Linked DNA regions of Homo sapiens: region 2 is linked to region 1. A link is a loop called in an ENCODE intact Hi-C map of the cell type or tissue named here. Cell type or tissue: Caco-2. All regions are shown on one strand. Each heading gives the region's core, and the rest is flanking DNA. Links, peaks and the distances in the headings are about the cores only.

Region 1 (4,402 bases), core at 855-3,354:
AATATTTAATTAGGAAAAATGTCATTTTAGGAAACATATCTTTTTATGTAACTTATCCCATCTGTCTATTACCATGATGTCTGGGCTCTAATTTCCTCTCCTGAATTGCTTGCTCTTTCAAAGTAGAACATCATTTTGTTCACTTTTGTGTTCTCTCCAATTCTTTTCACATGCCTCACACAAAGAAAGAGTGTAATAAATGCTTGACTAAATACCTTGTATTTTAGAAAAAAAAAACCTATGATATAAGCAATTAAGCAAATCATTGGCCCACTTGTTACTTGATGAGACAGGTCAAGTACCTTGCACCTGGTAATAGAGCTAATAAGTGGTAGAACTTGGGTTCAAAATCAGGCAGTTTGATTCTAGAGTTTCCCATCCATAGTCAGGCGATGTATGTATTAGTAGCCACCCCCACCCCCTAACTGATATCTCCTCCTTTTCCCTCCTATAGGAGCAGTGCTCCCTCGTACACAGGTATCCACACCTCCTTTATACAGCCCATTTGCTGCGGGGAGCTGATTCTGTTCCTGGCTTCTGAGATGGGGCATGTACCTAGGTGGAGCCTATACCAATGAGGGACAACTATTCCCTGATCAGAGTTATTGCATCAGGGGTGGGTAGCGAGCCTGAGACCATGTTTGCTGAGTAATTTCTGGTAAAGAAGTGTCCTCTGTTTTGGAAAACTGGGAAAGCAGCTTCTTTCTCTATCCTTAGATATAAATGGAGGCAGGGCCCAGGTAGTTGTGGACAGCCCAAATAGGACTGCTGGGATTGAAGATGACATTGCCAAAGGCAGACAGATGTTGAACTAAACTTGGTCTTGGATGACACTGTTGAGCAATTGAACTGAACCAATCCTGAAACTAACCTTACTTCTAGCATTCAGTCATGTGAGCTATTAATTCTCTTTTATCATTTGAGGTTTTTTTTTCTCACCCAGTGGAAACTATTCATGGCCACAGTAAGGGAAGATAATATTTCTTTCTCAAAAGCTAACTGGTTAGAACTTTGACAGAGTATAGTCATCACGCTTGGAAAGAACTAATTAGATCTCGGTATTAAAAAGCTATGTGATAACTGGTTCATGTTATATTTACAGCTCTATATTCAAATAAAACCCAAATGTCAGATGCTTGAATATGAATATAAAAATATCAGGACCTGCTGTTACTGCAGCTGAAACTGAATTATAGCTCCCTGAGGGAGAATCAATACTTTTCTTTTAAGCCAAACTCAAGATTCCTAAATGTACTTCCAAATAACAAATAATAAATGACCAAGGAAAAGATTTTTAAAATACCTCTACAGAGGATAAAAATTAGGGGGAGAATGCTACTCGTCTGTTACAAGAGTTGGAAAAATCCTCCCTTAAGCTTTTTCTATATATCTTTATTCTCCCCCAGGGTAGAGCCAATTAAATAACTTTTATGGTGAAAAATTCAGTTGTTTGGGATTAAAAAGACAAATAATCAAAGATAAAATCATTACCTTGAGGGCCAGCCATGGTGGCTTACATCTGTAATCCCAGAGCTTTGGGAGGCTGAGGCAGGAGGATGGCTTGAGCCTAGGAGTTCCAGGCCGCGGTGAGCTGTGATGGCGCCACTGCACTCCAGCCTGGGTGACAGAGTGGGATCTTGTCTCTTAAAAAAAAATTATCACTTCGAAAGAGATTTTCTTTAAGATTTTATTTCATTGGTTCTCACCTTTAAACTAGAAGGGCAGAGCTTCTGTTGGTACAGTACTAAGAAAGTATAGAGAACAACAACAAAAATACCTTCAGAATAAGGGGAATGTGTATTGATTATTCTTGATTAGAAAACATACAAGGCTCTCTTAGTCCAAGGACGCCATTATGTTTTCCTTTTTTTTTTTGACAGAATCTACAGGCTTAATACGTTCCTTTCCAGCTTGAAAGGATCTCTCCTCCTTTCTCCCCCTTGATGCTCTATCTTGAATAGTCAAACAGAATTATAAGATGCTTTTTAAATTGGGAAGAAAACAATCATTTTCTGCTTTTGTTTTCTTTGTATCAGGCAGAGGCAAGGGCCTCCAGCCAGCTAATGTGATGGACACGGTATCTGGAGAGTCCTGCATTTCAAAACTTACTCTAAGGAAGACTGCTTTGATTTTCAAAGTCTCTAGTCTACAGAGAGATTGAGCTCTGGCTGCAAGACACTGTCTATCATAGAGCCACATGGCGACATTGCCGTAGAGAAGAGACATAAATAACCACAACTGCCAGAAAATAAAGCTGGTAATCTCTAGAAATGCCTGGATACATTAAAATGAAATATAACCCAGTACTCTGGTTCTTTAGACCCCGTTGAATACTTTGTTCTCAGTCAGCTGATAAAATTTTAATTTATTATTGCGTGTTTATGATGAAATGTAACATAACTCATTCATTGTGTCTGTTAATCCTCTCATTCATAAAAATAGCATATGTGTTGATGATCTACATTAAAGTAATTGTTTACCATGGGTAGTATTATAGCGATAATCTATAAATAATGTGAAAGTTTGTAGAAAATTAAAGTATATAGAACTGTAGAAAGAGATAAATCTTTAAATATTTAAGGTTTTGATCTGCTTGTATAATGAACTGGTGTTTTAGCCATTTGAGCCACCTAGTGGTAATATACATGAGATATGATTTCTTATTCTGAAAAAAAATGTAAAAGTTTAACAGTTTCCAATTTAAAAGGAATAAACTAAGTAAAGCGAATCATAACCATTATATATTATACATTCAGCTTTTGAATTATTACTTATTGGTAGAAGATTGACTATTAGAAAATAAATTATAAAAACAGTTCTTTGCTTATTTTGTTTCTTCTAATAGAGGCCACATAGCCAAGAAAATTAAAATTATAAAAAATTATAATTGAAGGGGATATTTGCAATATGTATAAGAAAGAAAAAGCAATCAAATATTTAGTGGACTAAAATGAATAATACACTTTCCAACTTAATTGTATTCCAATGTAACCTTTGATAAGTGGTCTTCAGTGTAGTCATATTCTCTTAAGTCTGTCTTTTAGCCAATCATTAGTCTGTCTTCTTATATTCAAGGAACAAAACTGAATCACTAATCTGCTCAGTGATCCATTAGAAATACTCTGTAACTGATCACACTGTGTCTAATTTTAGATTTCTTTTACTGGGAACTGTAGATCAAAGCAAGTTTCCATTTTGGCTCTATTCTGGTATAATAACTTCCGGCAGAGCCAAATCATGAAATACTGCTAACTTCACGTGTTAGAATCCACATTCATCTTTGCCTTGTTAACTTTTAAGGAGCTTTTTATTTATTGTTCCAAGAATGCCAGGTTCTTTGGTTTCCTGCTTTCTTAAATTGCCATGTGTCTCTAAATAGGTTTTTTTCAAAATCGGAATTAGCACAAAGATAGATAGATTTGTCTTCTTTGAATTCACCAGCCTCCCTACTTGGTAGGATTGCAAAACTATCTTATGAACCCAGCAGAGAAAATATCCTCTCTTCTTGATGATCCTGCTTGTTGGAACTCTGACCTCTCCATTTCTTCTGTGGTTTCACTGGGTAATCTGAAGACAAGTCTTCACATGTGGTTCCTGGAAGCAATGACATCTAAAGTTGATCTAAAGTCGAGAGGATTGAAGCGTGCCAGCCTGAGAGCAGACAAAACCTTTAAGGAGTAATTGAGCAGGGTAAAAAGGGAATAGACTCTAAAAGAGGAAGAGCTTCCCTGATACATAAGGCACCCAGGAAGATCTGTGGGGGAACAAGATAATGGAGGGAGAATTCTGCTACAACAGAATGGTGTCTGTTATTTTGCTCCCCTCCCTCCACCTTTTTTTAGAAATACCATTTTTCTGGATAGAATGTGTGGTTGTGGGGTAGACGTGTTTCCTAGGCTGGGCCAATCAGAGAATTACCTGAGTCGTTTTGAACTCAGCTCTAGTGAGAAGTCTGAGATATTCTCTGGTGTCAAACTCAGGAGATGTGAATTGTGGTGCTGCTTCCTGCTTTGTGGAGAAAATCAGTCCAGAAGATGAGATGGCAGCTGACAGCAGAAACAGGCAGAGACATAGAGCAGGGAACATGCCTGAGCCACGCTTTTTGGAACCAGTACATTTCCCCTTTTGCCTCAGCTAGTTGGAGTTGGGTTTCTGTCACTTACATCCCAAAGAGTCCTGATTAGTACAGAGCAGATACTGCCTGCATAGTCAAGTAACTTGTTCAAGGGTTATCAGTGAACAGAACATTCTGGAAGGTAAGGGAAAACAGCAGGTTCCAGAGTCCCAAGAATCAGGAAGATGATGATCAGGAGGAAGACCTGATAATAATCAAAACAGGGTAAGTGACTGATTTAATATTCATAAGACACAGAGACGCAAGAGGATATGAACTTTTCATTTA
Region 2 (4,402 bases), core at 734-3,233, 1.0 Mb after region 1:
CAGTTTCTCTATGTTGTATGCATGCCTGGTCTTCACACCCTGCTTCTCCCACTTCTCCTGGTTCTTGAATCACCGTGAAACGATCACCTCTAGTGTTACCTACATCTCCGTATCTCCATACCTAGGACACACTTTTATTCTTTGTCTTTGGCTTTATTTAAAGCCTTTACCTACAAGTATTCTATTTGAAACAAATGAGATGAAAGCCCCTTTCTATGGATGAAGGACAGTAGGGACCAACCTTGTATCATTACCAGTCAACACCTCTGCCAGGCAACAGGAACACAGATGATCCCCAATGTTGGGAAGCGACAGTTGAGCCGTCCTGTCTGCAGAAGATATTAAGTCCTTCTCTGCAGCATGTTGATTGGATCACACTTTGTTTGAGCCGGCATTAAAAGTGGTATCCAGGACTGCTCCATAAAGAGATTGGATCTAAGATAGCACATTGGACCGATTTAGGATTGCAGATGGATTAGAGATTGTATTAGTCCATTCTGGAATTGCTAAAGAACTAACTACCTGAGACTGGGTAGTTTACAAAGAAAAGGTTTCACTGACTCGCAGTTCCACAGGCTGTACAGGAGGCATGGCTGGGGAGGCCTCAGGAAACTTACAATCATGGCAGAAGGCGAAGGGGAAGCAGGCACGTCATACGTGGCGGGAGCAGGAAGAAGAGAAAGCAAAGGGAGAAGTGCTACACACTTTTAAACAACCAAATCTTGTGAGAATTCTATCATGAGACAGCACTGGGGGGTGGCACTAAACGATTAGAAACCACCTCTGTGATCCAATCACCTCCCACAGGGCCCACTTCTGACATTGGGGATTACAATTCAACATGAGATTTGGGTGGGGACACAGAGCCAAACCATATCGGAGACCTAAGATTTCTTAGATCTGTAAGGAAGCCAGAATTTGTCTTTGACCTGTTTGGTCTCCTCCCTTGAGTGTTATCTCCTTTGTGGTTTTGAGCTCATCTGACCACACACACCAGGGTCTGAGTCTGGGGCCTCAGCCGCCTCCTTCCTCATATCCCTGGTGTCCTCTGGGCTGGAAAAGGAGGTCTCTACTCCTTTCTGAGAAGTGCTTTTTTTCACCTGACATCAACTCTAGGAAGCTAAGCCAAGAAGGCTTAGCTGAGCTGTTTGATTCTCAAACAGTTGGCTAACTTACTTGGAAATGGAGTCAGGGAAGAAGATGTTCAGGAATAACTAGATCATTGTACAGTGATTGCAGCTGCACATTCTTCAGTCTCACAAATGAATAGAATCCATTGCACAGCAGAAGTTGCCCTGCCAGGCCTAGCACACTTTCCCCCTCCTGCAAAAAGAATGTCCGCTCACTGAGTGACTCCAGAGAAAGGGGCCCTGACCTCTTCCTGCCCCTTCTGTCTAAAATCCCTCAAAGGAGACACTCCCAAGGTCAAGCGTGGCATCCCTGCCCCACGGAATCTGGCGTCTCCCTATCTTTCAGTGGGCGCCTCGCCCACCTACCCGCGGCTCCCTCTGGCCCAGCCACCCTGTTCTTTGGTCTGCTCCTCCTCAAGCCCCAGCCACAAGCTGCTTCCTGTGCCTGGAATGTTCACCCCACCACTTCCTCATCCTGATCTCAGCTCACACGCTGCTCACTCCAGGAAACCTGGATCTCACCCTCTATGAGTTCACCCTCCTTCACAGCACTTAGTGGAAACTAAAGCAGACAGTGGGGGTGAGTGGTGGTCAGTAAATTATCAAGTGCAGGAATCAATGTCTGTATTACACACAGAGGACCCCAAGGCAGGACCTGCCAAAAGTCAGGTAGGTTCATATTCTTCTGTGGGGTGCAGGCTGGGGGACGAGGTATGAGGGGCACGTAGTTCCTACTGTTCACACCATCCACATTTAACACTCTTTAAGACTTGAGATTGAAGACTCCTTTAAGAGGCTGCATCTCAGGAAAATACTGTTCACCTCCTGCCATCTGGTGGTCATCTGGAACTTGTGCACCTCGTTGAATTTCTCAACTTTATCTCAGTTTTTGCTGCAGCTGTATTATATAGTTTCAAATAGCTAGAAGGAGGATTTTTTTTTCCTGAGATGGAGTCTTGCTCTGTCGCCCAGGCTAGAGTGCGATGGCATGATCTCAGCTCACTGCAACCTATGCCGTCCGAGTTCAAGTGATTCTCCTGCCTCATCCTCCCGAATAGCTGGGATTACAGGCGCCCACCACCACGCCAGGCTAATTTTTGTATTTTTAGTAAAGAGGGTGTTTCACCATGTTGGCCAGGCTGGTCTGGAACTTCTGACCTCGTGATCCGCCCACCTCGGCCTCCCAAAGTGCTGGGACTACAGGCGTGAGCCACCGCGCCTGGCCAGAAGGAGGATATTGAACGTTCCTAACACAAACGAGAAATGTCGAAGATGATGGATATGTTAATCACCTGGATCTGATCATTATACCATATATATATATATATATATATGGTATACCATATACCATATATACACACATATATAATATGGTATACCATATATCATATATATACACACACATAGGGGTGGTTTATATATATATACATAGGGATGGTATACCATATACCATATATATACATATATATATATCAAACCATCCCTATGTACCCCTTGAGTATATATAATTATTTGCCAATTAAAAGTTTTTAAATGTAAATGTACCAGCCATATGCAGCTGTAGCCCCGAATGAAAACGTGAGGCAGTTGGCATTTGTCCTCAGCTTGGGGCTTCTTTTCAGAACTCCTCTGTGCCTTCCATCGTTTCTATCTTTGGGGGAAGTGATAAACTGAGATACCAGAAAACTGATGTTCCTTTCCAAGCATGTTAGGGCAATAGGAAGAGGGCAACAATTTAATCAAAGGATCAAGTGTCCGGTGGTGGAATGCCAAGTGTCAGAGGGCAGATCCAAAGTAGAATTTTCTGGGAATTCAAACTCCATGGGGCAGGAATGGGAATCCCCGGGAGGCGGTCTGCTGACCATGAGTTTGCTGTTCTTTCATTTCCACATTTTGGAATTTCTGGAGGAAGTCTTGCTGTCCACCGCAGGGCTGAAGGAGCTAGAAGCTGTAAGTGTGTGGATTAAAAAGTATGTGGATTAAAAAGCACTATTTGGGAGGCCAAGGCAGGAGGATCACTTGAGCACAGGAATACGAGGCCAGCCTGAACAACGTAGCGAGACATCGTCTCTATAAAAAAAAGAAAATGGTGGTGTGTGCCTGTAGTCCCAATTACTCAGGAGGCTGAGGCTGGAGGATCACTTGAGCCCAGAAAGTGGAGGCTGTGGTGAGCCCTGATCGCACCATTGCACACCAGCCTGGGCAACAGAGTGAGACCCTGTCTCTAAAGGAAAAAAATGTATGAACTGGGGAAGGTCCTTACTCAGGTAAGCTAACCAAAGCAATGGTTCAATTCAGAAAAGGTAGTTAGGAGTAGATGATGGTGTATTTTATCAAAATCTGAACAAACGTCGGCAGGCAGAACCTACTGGGCGTGTTCCATCTCTTAGCTTGCACGTTGTGTTTCTAGTTGAGCACCTATGACTGCATTAAATTCTGAGTAGCAGCTGCCGATGGTTCACTTGATAAAGGCTGTCATCAAAAGCCCCTGAGCCTCTTCCACCTGTGCAAAAGCTAAGCCATGTAGCCACTGTTCTATACTTGTGCAATTGCTATTTTGGACTCAGACAAATTTATATATATATCCCTGTCCCTGTCACATTTCCACCTGTTTGATTCAACCGACCATTCCATGTGCATTTAAATAAAATCCAAAATTTTTCTAGGGCCTGCAGGCTCTGTCAACATCTCCAACTTCACCTGCTATTCCACAATAACGTTTTGCCTGATGAATAAGCAAAGACATTACCTGTGGATCAGTAACTCTCAGCTTGTGGGTAACCCTTATTCTCTCCCAATGCCATAGGATGGTTGGGGGAGCTATGTAGAATTTTCTTTCGTCTCTTTTTTTTTTAGAGACAGGGTCTTGTTCTGTCACCCAGGCTGGAGTGCAGTAGAATGACCATAGCTTACTGCAACCTCAAACTCCTGGACTCAAGTGATCTTCTTTCCTCAGCCTCCCAAGTAGCTGGGACTATACAGGCACACTAAGTTTTATTATTATTATTTGTAGAGACAGGGTCTCACTATATTTCCCAGGCTTGTCTCGGATTCCTGGGGTCAAGCAGTCTTCCCTCCTCAGCCTCCCAAAGTGCTGGGATTACAGACATGAGCCACCTCATGCAGCCCTGGAATTTTCATCTCTAACAGAGAGTCACATGCTACCAAAGAAGGTAGCGCTGCTTGGGGGTCTGTTTGAATTTCTACTGTCAGTTCTTCCCAAGTCCAGGCTCTCAGACATTGGCACTATGTGAAGGCCTGGGCCTGGGGTG

Evidence for each region. A loop is a pair of places that touch in the nucleus more often than their neighbours do. Peaks named below come from ENCODE experiments on the same cell type or tissue, not always from the same donor. Only the 100,000 strongest peaks of a DNase experiment are listed, where the experiment ranks them.
Region 2: a loop joins it to region 1, with 5 times the contacts of the local background. A loop is called at or near these places in 5 of 110 quality-filtered maps.

Annotation. Positions count from the first base shown.
Region 1 is chr10:23,527,623-23,532,024 of GRCh38, forward strand. No RefSeq gene overlaps it. Among named protein-coding and RNA genes, the nearest start is that of OTUD1, 91 kb to the left of the region's middle. In Caco-2, for the core only: CTCF peaks have their summits at 2,306 and 2,613 (motif pointing left); no DNase peak of the experiment used is centred there.
Region 2 is chr10:24,555,377-24,559,778 of GRCh38, forward strand. No RefSeq gene overlaps it. Among named protein-coding and RNA genes, the nearest start is that of ARHGAP21, 170 kb to the right of the region's middle. RefSeq lists a silencer at 3,245-3,692. In Caco-2, for the core only: a CTCF peak has its summit at 1,982 (motif pointing left); a DNase peak (open chromatin) is centred at 1,945.